Linked DNA regions of Homo sapiens: regions 1 and 3 are each linked to region 2. The links are chromatin contacts, found by Hi-C or POLR2A ChIA-PET in ENCODE. All regions are on one chromosome and are shown on one strand. Each heading gives the region's core, a stretch centred on a gene start or an enhancer-like site at or near the end of the contact. The rest is flanking DNA. Distances are from core to core; before and after follow the strand shown.

Region 1 (4,128 bases), core at 251-2,750, 200 kb before region 2:
AACGTGGGCTTATTGCTTCTCATGTCAACACTAAGCTATGTATTCCAGACTCTTCAAAAGAAGCATCAGATTTGCTACTTTATTTCAAGGATTCTAAAGTTCCATTGGAACAATACTATATTAACCCTGAAAATAATTAAAAAACAATTTCAGATATAGTTCAGAAGTAATTGTGAAAAGAGGTGAGATTAGGGAAAGATGACTCTGAGTCCAGATAACCCCAAAAAGCTTTTTAGAGAAGGATGAGGGTGGGGAGGCAGGTAGGGGGTTTATAATAGGATTTAAAAAGAGAAGGAAGAGCTATTTAAGGAAATTTGATTACTGCAAGTAACATTCTTCAAAACATTTAAAGAAAAACAAAAGTTTGGCAGGCAAGACTAGAAAAAGAAAACAACACTGGGGAGGGAAGTCACTGCTTCTTTTATTTCCATGACTGTTTTAAAGTCATATTTAGTTTCAGCCAAGGAAGAGCCTTTGACATCAGAGCACACAAAGTACTCTAGGAAATGAAGAGGATGAAAGTTCTACTGCATCAACGCCCAGAACTTTCTCCATTTGGCCACAGGTCGTTCTCATACATGGCCTAGTTTCTATGCACTCTAACTGGGTCCCTCTGAGGCTTGTGAATGGAAAACCCTCTTGCTTTCAAATGCTTGAAAACAAGAAAGATGCTACTATTGATGCCTCAAATACATGTAGGTATTTAGTGGGAAGCAATTAAATGTTTTGAAGGTCATTTCAAACGGAAATTAATCAAAAACAGTATTTTACTCTTTTGTGTATTAGAGTAGGCAAGACCTTGGTGTTTTCATTACATTCTCTGTTTTTATTTGCTGTTTACATTAGGATGTGAATAATGGCTTGGGTAAGGGGAGGATTTGGTACCAACCTAGGCTTTGGTTGCCAAACAGACACCAGAGTAAATTTGTGTGTGGTCAGAATCAGGTTGTAAGGTGCCAACACAGCACATGGCTTCAGTCTTTTTTTCTCTAATTGTAAAAGGACCTTGTCCCCATGGAGGGACCATTGCCTTGGCTTGTGGGGTCTTGAGTGATAGCCACAGTCTTTCTTCAGCACTTTCTCGACCTCATGAAAAGATACTGAAGCTTGAAAAGGGGATGTTCTTTCTGAATAGGAATGGAGAAGAGGGGCCAAGCAAGAATGATTCTATCTGTCTCCTGGCCGTTGATAGTGTCCCTGTACAGAGAGGAAATAACGTAGTATAATATGTAGCTTATGTTTGAATCAGCTTCTTTAAAAATACTGGAATTTTATTTATTTATTTTTGGTAGACACAGGGTTTCCTCATGTTGCCCAGGCTGGTCTCGGACACTTGAATTCAAGCAATCTGCCGGCCCCGCCGGGTGTGCCGCATGAGGGCGCGGGCCGCCCAAGGACCGCGAGTGGGGCCGCGAGTGCTGAGCCCGGCGCGCCCGAGCCGCTCCTCCTCCCGGCCTGCTCCCTGGGCGGAGCCGGGGCAGTGCGGCTCTGGGCTGGCCGAAGGGGTGGCGCTGCGATCCCGCAGGGCAGCGACGCGACTCTGGTGCGGGCCGTCTTCTTCCCCCCGAGCTGGGCGTGCGCGGCCGCAATGAACTGGGAGCTGCTGCTGTGGCTGCTGGTGCTGTGCGCGCTGCTCCTGCTCTTGGTGCAGCTGCTGCGCTTCCTGAGGGCTGACGGCGACCTGACGCTACTATGGGCCGAGTGGCAGGGACGACGCCCAGGTGAGGACCGGCCAAAGCCTCTCCCGAGTGGGAGGCCGGGCTCGGAGCTGCCGAGGCGTGTCCGGGTCTCCGGGGGTTCTGCAGTGATCCCGGGTCCTTTGTGGGTTGCGTGGAGCTTCCCGAAGGCCCGGCTGCCCCTTACGCAGGGGCTGCGGGTTGGGGAGGAAGAGGCGAGGGCTAAAAAGCCCCTTTGTCTTCTGTACTGGTCGGAAGATGGCATGGACTTGCCATTCAGGCTAGGAAACCTCTCCAGGGAGTGCCAAACTGTTAAGAGAGCACTGGAGTCGGCGGTGCTCCTGAGGACTCTGACATCTTACGCAGGACTCAAGGGATTCTGGTGTTGTCTCAGAGGACGATACTTTGAGAAACAGTGAGCGTCCCCCTGCGTTTGTAAGGGAAACTCCTTTGTAAGTACCGGAAGCCCGGTCGTTCTACTACCTGAAGTAGTCTGTCCTCCACTTCCCACTCCTGCAGTTTTGAAATAAAATCTGAGATAATCCGAAGTCCTTCACCTACTTACTCATTCTAGTCAAACACTAGAAAGAACTAAAAATGGCAGTTTGCTGGAGCGAGATCATTATTGGCATACTGCCTATCTCACTTTATCTGTGTCTTGCTTAATATTTGACATCGTGTACATTTGCTGTATGTTGGCTCAGCGCTTTACACACATAACATTTAACTTTTACAACAACTCTTACAAGGTAGGCATTATTAATCTTATTTTCCAGATAGGGAAACTGATGTTCAGAGAAATTAAATGACCTACCGAAAGCTAGGCTTTGGATCCTTAAGGACTTGGGGAAATGGGGTTTCCCTGGACCAAGTTTCTGGTATAAAAATACTCAAAGCATGTTACAAAGTTTGCTTGGAAGAGATAGTAGCTCGAAAGATAGACTATGTTTGGGGGGGGCGTTATGGGTTGGGCGTTGAGGGGGGTGATATTGATCCCAAGGTGAGAATTGGTTCCTGTGGACAAAAAAAAAAAAAAAAAAAAATCTGGTAATACAGTGGTTTGTGCCCCTCCAAAGCTTAACCCCACCCGAGAAAATATTATTCCTTAGTATTTCATTTTTCTGGTTGGGTTTTCTTGGGTATAGCATGTGCAGCACTGACATTGAGTTCACGAAAAATACACAACATGGACGCCACAGCAGTGCTACAAAACTATGGCAAGTGATTGGGCTTTCTCCTTTTAAAGCAGGAATCCCAAATACTGCACAACTTCATTAACCAAGGGCTTTCTCTTGATCGATTGTTCCACCTCAGCGGGGGAATATGTGTGCCTATTGGCTGCCATTGGCTGCCTTGCAGACGTTGTTTGTGTTTGATCTTTAGTGCTTTTGTGTTCACTTGGACTTGGAGAATTAAACGAAAATAGATTATATTTTATTATTTAATCCTACAAAAAATATTCAACCCATCAAATTATGTCAAGTGCTAAAAAGCAAAATTATTGACAACATCTGAATGAATATCTCTAAGCTACTAAGTTAAAAGTTATTTTCTCATATTAAGGAAAAGTTAAAAGTTAAGATCATTGAAAATTTTAAGAAATTCATTTAATATTTTCAGTTGTGTTTTGTCGGAAAAGAACAGTTTGAAGGATTTTAAATTTAATTACATTGTTATCATTATGTAGTTATATAATTTGCAAATTTGCACATGTAGTTTGATAAATTGCTATTTATCTAAGTAAGTTACATAAAAGTTATTCAGCAAAAATCTGGCGTGGTGGCATGTACCTGCAATCCCAACTACTCTGGAGGCTAAGGTAGGAGGGTCATTTGAGCCCAGGAGTTCAAGACCAGCCTGGGCAGCATAGTGAGACACTGTCTCAAAAACCATAAAAATGTTTTTCAGCAAATACAGTTATAAAGTTAGAAGTTAATAACTTTTAAATTTTAATTTAACATTTAACTTAATTTTAAAATTTAGTCATATGCTTATTTAGTCATATGCTTATTAACTAAGGAGTAAGCTTTTTTTCTTTTTCTTTTTTTTTTTGAGACAGAGTCTCGCTCTGTTGGCCAGGCTGGAGTGCAGTGGTATGATCTTGGCTCACTGCAACCTCTATCTCCTGGGTTCAAGTGATTCTCCTGCTTCAGCCTCCCTAGTAGCTGGGATTACAGGTGCGTGCCACCACGCATGGGTAAGTTTTGTATTTTTAGTAGACCTGGGGTTTCGCCATGTTGGCCAGGCTAGTCTCAAACCCCTGACCTCAGGTGATCCACCCCGCTCTGCCTCCCAAAGTGTTGGGATTACAGGCATTAGCCACTGCGCCTGGCAGGAGTAAACTTTATAGAACTCCTTTTATGTATAAAGCACAGATATATGTACAGTACATAAATGATATACAGTATATCTGTGGAATTAACATTTCACAGGAGAGTTTTAGGGGAAAAAA
Region 2 (4,677 bases), core at 1,991-4,490:
ATTGTGGCAAAATATACATAAGATAGAATGTACCATTTTAGCCATTTTCCAGCATACAATTCAGTGGCATTAGGTACATTCACGTTGTTGTGCAACCATCGCCACCATCCATTTCCAGAACTTTTTCATTATTCCAGACTGAAACTCTGTACCCATTAAACAGTAACTCCCTACCTCCTCCTCTCCCAGAGCCTTTGGTAACCTCTATTCTACTTTCTGTCTCTGAATTTTCCTATTCTAGGTACTTCACATACATGGAATCATACAATATTTTTCCATTTTTGTCTGGCTTATTATTTCTCTAGCATAATGTTTCCAAGGTTCTTCCATGTTGTAGGAAGTTTCGGAATTTCATTTCTTTTTATGGCTGAATAGCATTCCATTGTATGTATATTCCACTTTTGTTTATCCATTCATCTGTTGATGCATATTTGCATTGTTTCTAGTTTTTTTGGCTATTTGAATAGTGATGTCATGAACACTGGTGTACCAATATCCAAGAAATTTTTAATGCATTATCTCACTAAATCCTAACAACAACTCTGCAAAATAGATATTATTATTATCTTCATTTTACAGATAGGAAGAAACAGATTAACAGAGAGGTGAAGTCACATAGCTGGTGAGGAGTGAAATCGGGATCCAAATGCAGGAATATTATCATTTTATGTGTGTCATGATGTGAAAAAGGTTGGGAAGCGCTGCTCTACACCAGTGTGCTACAGCTGCCTTGTCAAGATGGTGGAGGTCTGAGAAAGATTAGTTGGATACTTGGGGCATCAGAAGTGACCAATGATAAAGCAAGATCAGCAGCAAGATGGAGATAGTGAAGTAGAGAATAAAGAAATGGTAGCAGTAAAAGGAAAGCAATAGCTAGAAAGTACAGTGGAGTTAAGTGACTGAATTGCTTCAAGGTGAAGACTGGAGAGTTTACAAAAGATTAAAGATTTATAACCAATTTAAAAAGCAGATTTCAAAACCATCAACAAAAGGAACACAACATAAAAATAAGATGCCTAGAAGGATTACGTAGGGTCAGGCAGTAGTAATTAATGGGCTTACTTTGGTATAATCCAAAGAGGAAAGATGCTATACTTTCCATGATAACACTAAGCTTTTTGTGAAACAGCAGTAGAAATTTACTATAAATATGGATAAAAGGATTGGGAAATCATGCTTAACCAGCGGCAGAGCTCCACTTGCTAGGAAGAAAGCATTATTCTAAATGACATTTTATGCTACCTTGCTTGTTTCACTGTCTTTGAATCCTTTTTCAAGTATTTGTAGAAGATGCTTTTTCTTCACTGAAACTTCAGGATCAAAAACATAAAAAAGGCATTCCAGCATCCTTCGGTAGCTCCTTAAGAATAATTGAAACAGAAAAAGTTTGAGGATTGATTTCACAAAAGCTTAGCCATAGATAAGATAACCATATGTCCTGCCAGGGATATTTGTCATTGACATGCAATGTTCTAGTGTCATTATTAATAGCTCCCCTGCCTTCAACCTCAAAAACAGGCTCAATGTGGATAAATTATGAGGTCATCCTGGCCATGGGAGATGCATAAAAAGGAAACATTTACTAACAAGGTATATGTATATTTTTAATGCTGTAAACTTTTAAAATAGAAATTTTACAAATACAGTCACACTTTTGTAAAGTTGTTCCATAAAGAATTCAGCTTCTTACTCTGAATCATGCATATCTTCATTCTCCAAAAACTTTTGAAATTTCTCTTCGAATTTTAGTCTCAGAATACGGTTGTTAACTTTAATGATGCGTTTTACTTTTACTCCTGTAATACCGTATGTTCTGAAGTCCCAGGCACAAAAACGTGACAGAATTAATTCATAGCAGAAATTAAACCTATGTGGGAATACATACAGAATATACATGAAGAAAATAATAGATTTTCCTTAAAATGTTTAAGAACAGAAAACTACGTGATAAAAGTTATAGCTCATATTTTGTGTCTTTTGCTAAAGATACAGTAATCATATAGTGGCTCCGTTTATTTATTCATTTATTGCACATTTGTTCTGCCTGGAAGACAGGTTGGTTGAGCAATCTTCACTTTCTGAAACACTTTCTTAGCTTCAGGGAAACTTCATACGCCTTCCTCTTATTGGCTGCTCTTTCATAGTTTTCTTGCTGGGTCTTCTCAGACAGACTTTTAGATGTTGAACTGCCCAGGGATCAGCCTTTGGCCTTCCTCTTGCTTCCACGAACACTCTCCCTAGATGATTTCACGTGGTTCCTTGGCTTTATATACATCCTGATAAATTACAACATTTTATTTCTAGTCTTGATCTCTACTCAACTTAGCTGGTTATACCCAGACTTGAATATCCAACTACCTACTTGGTATGTCCATCTGCATGTTAAACAGGTGACTCCAACCTAACATAACTAACACTGCACCCCAAACCTGCTCCTCTGAGTATTTTCCATCTCAGTATATGGCACCACCATTTAACTGATAGCTTAAGTCAAAACCGTAGGAATAATCCTCTCCTTTCTTCCTCACCAGTATCTTTTTTTTTTTTTTTTTTTTTTTTTTTTTTTTTTTTTTGAGGCGGAGTCTCGCTCTGTCGCCCAGGCTAGAGTGCAGGGGCGCCATCTCCACTCACTGCAATCTCCGCCTCCCGGGTTCACGCCATTCTCCTGCCTCAGCTTCCCGAGTAGCTGGGACTACAGGCGCCCGCCATCACGCCCGGCTAATTTTTTGTGTTTTTAATACAGACGGGGTTTCACCGTGTTAGCCAGGATGGTCTCAATCTCCTGACCTCGTGATCCGCCCACCTCGGCCTCCCAGTGCTGGGATTACAGGCGTGAGCCACCGCGCCCGGCCCCAGTATCTAATTCTTTAGCAAGTCCGCCTGGCTCTACATCTAAAATCCATCCTGAATGTGATCGTGTTTCATCATCACCACTGTTACCATCCTAATCCAAATCACCACGATCTCTCATTGGACTACTGAAATAACTTCCTGACAATGAATACGGATGTGAAAGAGGCATTGTCTGCTCTAATGAAGCCTAAACAAGTAAAGCCAGAAATAAAATTTCTAAACTGAAAAAGGCTCTGAAGAGAAGCTTGGGGTAAGGAATGCAAAGGGGACCTACTTAAGATAGGGCCTTGGGGACGACCTTTCAGAGACGTTAAGATATTTGATCTGAAAATTGGAGGAGGAGGAGCAGGGGCCAGCTGTGTGAAAATAACACTGAAGTGCTTGTTTGCTCTCTGCTGCCCTCACCTGGCCATACGCATAAAATTCCGGTCCTGTCTAGCACAGAACCTAGATTAAGATGAGATTGAAAAACGGATCATTTTGAGAAGGAAGTAAATGGTCTTATAAGGAATACATTTGCCTTTAATGAAAGATCTAGGTCCTCACCTACATAATCAACCAGGGTCTGAAATGGGTGTGAGCTAAGGTCACAGAGGTGAGCTTCCTGATGGGTAGTCTCTCCTTGAGCCTAATAGCTGAGCTCCTAACTTAGGGCATCTATATTTCTCACAAGCAAATACTTAATCAATGCAGCCAGGATCTTATAAATTACTTCTCCCTTAGAGTTGAAAGGAGAGCTGCCTAAACCAAACTAATCCCAGAGGAGCTCGCAGTCTGGTAGAGGAGACAGATATGAATAGTGTTGCAATCAAGCATGATGCCTGCTAACCAGTTTAGAGTACCTACAAAACAGCCACATTAGCATCTGAGGTGGGGAAGCTACTGCCCCTCCTATAGAGGGATCATTTGCTGGGCCTAAATCTGTCAAATTTCCCCTAAGTAACATGTCCTGGAAGCTTTCTGCACTCTGATAGAAACTAGGGCTGTAGGCGTTTTAGATAAAGTTTTTGCTATATAGGGGATATTGGGCTTGAGGCGTCTCATGAATGGGTGGAAGGAATGAATAAACAATACCTAGCTCCTAGGCTGGTTCCCCAGGAAGGCAGGAGCTATGAAGTGTGATTTTTTCATGGAGATTTTATGTTGCCCAGGAATTCAGCAGCTGAGCAATGATGAAGTAAGTGTGAGGTATGCAAAAGCATTCTGGGTGAAGGAAACAGAACAAACAAAACCACTTATGTGGTGGAGTACTGCGTTTGCTTCAAGAGCAGTGCGGTACACAGTTCAGCTGACTTTAAAAGAGTTGAACAGAAGTTATGATAGTCTAAAACTATACAGTGGAGAACACTGATCCTTTACTGTAGGTGAAGAGTCTGCCAATAAAACAAAACAAAAGCCTTTGCAGCCATTTGTTACCTTCCAAATTACATTCAGACTCTTCACCTACAGTAGAGGATTCAATATTCTCCACTGTATGGTCTCTAAACTAATCATAACTCCTGTTCAAATCCTTTAGAGTCAGCTGAACTGTGTACCTTACCCTCATTCATTCAGTGGTACTTGAAGGTATAAACATTCACAATGATATATATCAATGACTAATATATTCAGTTACACAGAAAGATGCCTACACATTTTGTTAATATACAATAATGTGCTCATTTAGCAAATGTAGGCTACACACGTTTTTAAATGTTTGAAGCTTAATGTAATCTATTAAAATATACTTTATAATCCTATATAAAGGTTTAATAAATACTTTTACAGGCTTACTGACTTAAATCAACAGTTTCAAAGCCCTGTAAAACAGAAAGTTTCTGCTTA
Region 3 (4,327 bases), core at 532-3,031, 240 kb before region 2:
CACATTTTCTATTTCTTTCTTTCTTTTTATTTCTTCTCCTATTGATCTTCCAATAGTCACTATGGCCCGATTCTCAGTGCAGCCTGCAGTCTACGAACTAAGTGTAATGTGTTCTAATCTGCTCGGACGTTGTGCTCTGCTCTTTGACTGGTGCCAATAGATCTGCCCTGATGTCATGCACGTGGTCTTGGTTGGGCTTCTTATAATCTCAGCTCTCATGTATTAATTCTGGCAGGGAACAATATGTGCTGAGGAAGAAAAATGCAGCCAAGTGGCCCCGGAAGAGATTACACCCAAACTTTGATCTTCATATATATTGTTTGGTTCAAAGGGTAGTCATTGGTCTCAGCAACTCCTTCCCAGGTACTCTCATGTGATCCTAGGTAATCAAGCCTAAAACGGTACACTTTTCTCCCTGACTCATTTTTACCAGAACAATCATAATGAAAATGTAATTATATGACAGAACACCGAGGACATAGAACTTCACTCCTTTGTTGAGGTAGTCTTTTCACATAGAATTTTCATTTGCCAGTAGCTTGATGTCTGCTACTCCTAGAAAGATTTCTTTAAGATCTAAAGATTACACGATGCCCCAAATTTGAGAACCTTTGAGCTCCCTATTGACCCGTGTTCTACCAATTGTGAAGTGGAACAAAGAACAAAGGACAAATTTAAGAGGTTTCTACAAAAGAGCTGGATACCAGCAAAAGACATGAAAAAAGATATAAACAAACTGTAGAAATAGGAAAATGTATAGTAAAATTTTATACATGTGTCATTTAGTTCCTCTTCCCTTAGGAAATTATGATACATTGGGAACAATTAATACAAGGATGATATATAATAAAAAATTATCATGACCTAAATGTTTATCAGCTTGGTTTGTTGAATAAATTATGGTACATACATATAATGGAATACTATGGACAGTAATAGATGAGATGGAATGCTACAGTTATTGTATATGTTAAGTTAAAATGCCAATTGCAGAACAGTGTGATCCAATTTGAAAAAAAATCTGGAAGAGACACACTACAATGTGGTAGGGTGACAGAATTTCTCTTCTTTGTGTCATTGATTTTTTTTTTTAGAGTAAGCATTCACTGCTTCTATAATCAGCAAAAACACTGAAACTTTTCCACCCACACCCCCATAAAACAAAAAAAAAGAAAGTATTTGTATGAGCAAGTAAGAATTTACATAAAAGGTGATACTATTTCCCTCCTCCCCCCACCACACACACATCTTTTTCCCCTGGTACTGGAATTCAAAAGTCAGTATCACTGTGGCAATGACGAATAGGCAAAGGTTTGGTAGAGCCATGATGTTCCGAGATTTTTATTAAAGAAATTCACAAGCCTGATGAGTTGAAGAAAGCCTAAAAAGCTTTCTCCTTTTATGGTGTTGTGTGTATATGTTTGCATGCCCTTAGATGCAGCTTCTCATGCATCTTTTCCAATGACTCGTGGAGACTCTGGGTCAATGTCAAGAGGGCAGACTCTTTTCATATTCCCTCTCCCTTCCTGATCCCCAGAGGAAGGCCTTCTTTTAGAATCCTTGGCTGCGCCCAGCACCAGCGCTGGGAAAACTTCAAGTAGAGGAGGCTCTACCCACATTCCCTCCACAGGACCATCTTCCTCCTCTCAGCTTCCCCTCTCACCACTCTCTGTCACCTGAGATACCCAAGCTACTCCCCATAGCCTGTTTCTGTCAGCTGTGGTCCCTCACCACACATACCTCTCACAGCCTTTCAGCCTCCAGAATAACATTGCTTTCTATTCCTGGCTCCCTGTTGAACCATGACAACTCCTATCTTGTCAGGGCAATGTTCCTGATTAAGAGGAATTAAAATCTCAAAACAGGGCAAATAATCAATACTCTGACAAGTAGTACGTCACCAGGGCTAGTCACATCTCAGAAAGAGAGTTAACCTGAAGGAATGAATCTGTAATATTGTAATTTAGCCAGGGTTACAGACTAATAAGGACAATATTTTGGGTGGGTGTATGTGTCCGTGTGGGGGTGGAGGCAGGAAGCTAATTAGCAACACAACAAGGACTAGAACTTTTGTTTCCCTGTTGCTCAATCCAGGGCTCTTCTGGCAATAGTTTGCTGCCTTTTTTTTCTCCTTTATTGGAATTTAACACTTTAAGTAGTATTGTATAATTTGAAGAAAATTTCATCCTTCAATACTTTAAAGAGGAAAAGTATTACATTGCTATAGAATGTGTGTAAAACGCTGATTTGAACAGTGTTTGTAGTCATTTTGGCATATCAAACGATTATTAAATTACAGTATCTCCAGTTTAAAGCAAAGAATCAAGATAGTATTAACCCCTGCCATACTGTTTGAGAGGCAGTGAGCTCTGAAATCAGATTGCCTGGGTTGAGTGGGCAGGCAGTCTTATTTACATGCAACGGCTAGTTTAGCCACACGCCAGCTGTGTGACCTTGGGCAAATTAACCTTGCCTCTCCATGCTTGCGTTTCCTCTTTCATAAAACATGAGCAATAAAGGTATCGATCTTACAGGGTTGCTGCTAGCATTGAATGAGTTGATGCATATAAAACATTTAGAACAGAGCCTGGCACAAAGTAAACACCCGATAGATGTCCCTTGTGCAATTAGCAGTTGATGAAATGAAAGTATAGGTCACAGCTACATATATATTTTGTTGGATGCTCAAGTCAGCAAAAAATATGTTAAACATACCAGTGAGAATAGTCAGGAAAACTTAAAAAGAACAATGATAAAATGAAGACTTGCATTTCCAGGCATTACTATCTTTTATACCACCTATCAGTACAATCAGTGAAATAAAATGAGACTGTAGTAACAGTAAACAGAACAATGGAACAGAATAGAAACCTCTAAAAGCAACCCCAAACACACACATGAATTTAGTACTAGCAAGATTGACATTTGAAATTTGGGAAGAAAAATTGAGCCACCCAATAAATAGTAGTAAGACAAATGGTGAGACATTTGGAAAAGTCATCAAATCTGTTTTTTATAATTTATACCAAACTAAGTTACAGGCGGATAAAGGTTAAATGTAAAAACAAAATAAAAATATGAAAGGATGAAAAGTAAGGATAGAGTATAAAGATAACTATAATCAGCTATCAAGGAAAGGAAAGACTTCACTTAAAAATAAAGGAGAAGCCATAAAGAAACAGCTAAATAGACTTTAATATGTACAATTATTAAAATTCTGTATATTAAAAAATTAAAGAACGGGGGAAAAGTTGAATATGGGGTCAAGAGCATTACTTGATAAAGCTCATTTATAAATCAGTTAGAAAATATGATGCCCACTGAAACAGAGAAATGGGTAAAGGACATGAAAGGTAAATTCCCAAAAGATACTAAATGACCAAAATAAAATAAGAAATTTCAGTTAGATTAATATTTGAAGGAATGCAGTTCCCTTAAAATGAGATACTATATCTCTTTTAATGAATTTACAACTTTTAGTAAATTATAATCCCCAGTATTTGTGAGAGTTTGGGGAATGGATATTTTCAAGTACTGTTAATAGGAGTGTATTTTGCTACAACATTTCTTCAGAGTATTTTAGTGGTGTGTCAAAAGTCTTAAAAATGCTTATAGCCTTTGACTAGTAATTCCACTTCTTAAAATTTGTCAGAGGGAAATAATTGGGAATGTAGCCAAAGGCTTATCTTTAAAGATACTGAACATTTCTCATAGTAGGAAAAAACAGAACAAAACAAAGGATTGGATAAATAGATTGGATTTTCCATATGAAGGAATAATATACAGTCACTAAAAACAATGTGTTTGGCAGGGAGTGGTGGCTCATGCCTGTAATCCCTGCACTTTGGACTTTGGGGAGGCCAAAGCAGGAGGAGAGCTTTAGGCCAGGAGTTCAAGACCAACCTAGGCAACACAGTGAGACCCCCATCTCTACCAAAAAAAAAAAAAAAAAAAAGAAAGTCAGACATGGTGGTGCACACACGTAGTCTCAGATACTTGGGAGGCTGAGGCAGAAGGATTTCTTAAGCCCAGGAGTTTGATGCTAGAGTGAGCCGTGGTCATGCCAATGCACTCCAGCCTGGGTGGCAGTGCTAGACGCTGCCTCTAAAAAAAAAGTTTGTTTAATAACATGGAAAACTTAACAGAATATACGATGTTAAAAAAAAACTGGCTTATAAAACAGTTCAATACCAACATTTTAAAATATGAATTCTTAAAGGGATGAAAAAATATGTTTCAAAGTCTTAGCAGCTGCTTATTTCTAAGTGGTGAAATTGAGGATTATTTTGATTTTCTTCTTTTTCTCTTTTTTTTTTTTTTACAGAGG

What was found. A loop is a pair of places that touch in the nucleus more often than their neighbours do. ChIA-PET counts read pairs that join two places held with the same protein, here RNA polymerase II (POLR2A). Pooled maps may share reads with other maps.
Region 1: a map of dorsolateral prefrontal cortex shows a loop between it and region 2 (13-fold over the local background). The contact joins the promoter of DHRS7 here to the enhancer-like site in region 2. A Hi-C loop is called at or near these places in 43 of 168 maps with a recorded cell type or tissue (B cell, CD4-positive, alpha-beta memory T cell, CD8-positive, alpha-beta T cell and 33 more), 31 of 37 single-sample maps with no recorded cell type and 39 of 50 pooled maps. POLR2A ChIA-PET finds 5 or more read pairs at or near these places in 19 of 52 experiments (A549, BJ, CD4-positive, alpha-beta T cell and 14 more).
Region 3: a map with no recorded cell type shows a loop between it and region 2 (6-fold over the local background). The contact joins two enhancer-like sites. A Hi-C loop is called at or near these places in 2 of 168 maps with a recorded cell type or tissue (kidney and pancreas), 1 of 37 single-sample maps with no recorded cell type and 2 of 50 pooled maps. POLR2A ChIA-PET finds 5 or more read pairs at or near these places in 1 of 52 experiments (WTC11).

The regions. Positions count from the first base shown.
Region 1 is chr14:60,162,770-60,166,897 of GRCh38, reverse strand. It overlaps DHRS7 (dehydrogenase/reductase 7), which reads left to right and starts at 1,500. Exons shown (of 7, transcript NM_016029.4): 1 at 1,500-1,721. The coding sequence starts at 1,589. RefSeq lists a silencer at 1,267-1,536 and enhancers at 1,737-1,786, 1,977-2,036.
Region 2 is chr14:59,963,779-59,968,455 of GRCh38, reverse strand. It overlaps LRRC9 (leucine rich repeat containing 9), which reads right to left. Exons shown (of 33, transcript NM_001395648.1): 11 at 1,691-1,867; 12 at 1,243-1,360. Among named protein-coding and RNA genes, the nearest start is that of LRRC9, 46 kb to the right of the region's middle. RefSeq lists an enhancer at 3,110-3,169. Within about 2 kb of position 3,240, at least 15 of the 41 ENCODE cell types and tissues checked have a DNase peak (open chromatin) inside an H3K27ac peak, as active enhancers do; they include B cell, CD4-positive, alpha-beta T cell, CD8-positive, alpha-beta T cell and 4 more, where a contact is called at or near this core.
Region 3 is chr14:60,202,419-60,206,745 of GRCh38, reverse strand. No RefSeq gene overlaps it. Among named protein-coding and RNA genes, the nearest start is that of DHRS7, 39 kb to the right of the region's middle. Within about 2 kb of position 1,781, at least 2 of the 41 ENCODE cell types and tissues checked have a DNase peak (open chromatin) inside an H3K27ac peak, as active enhancers do.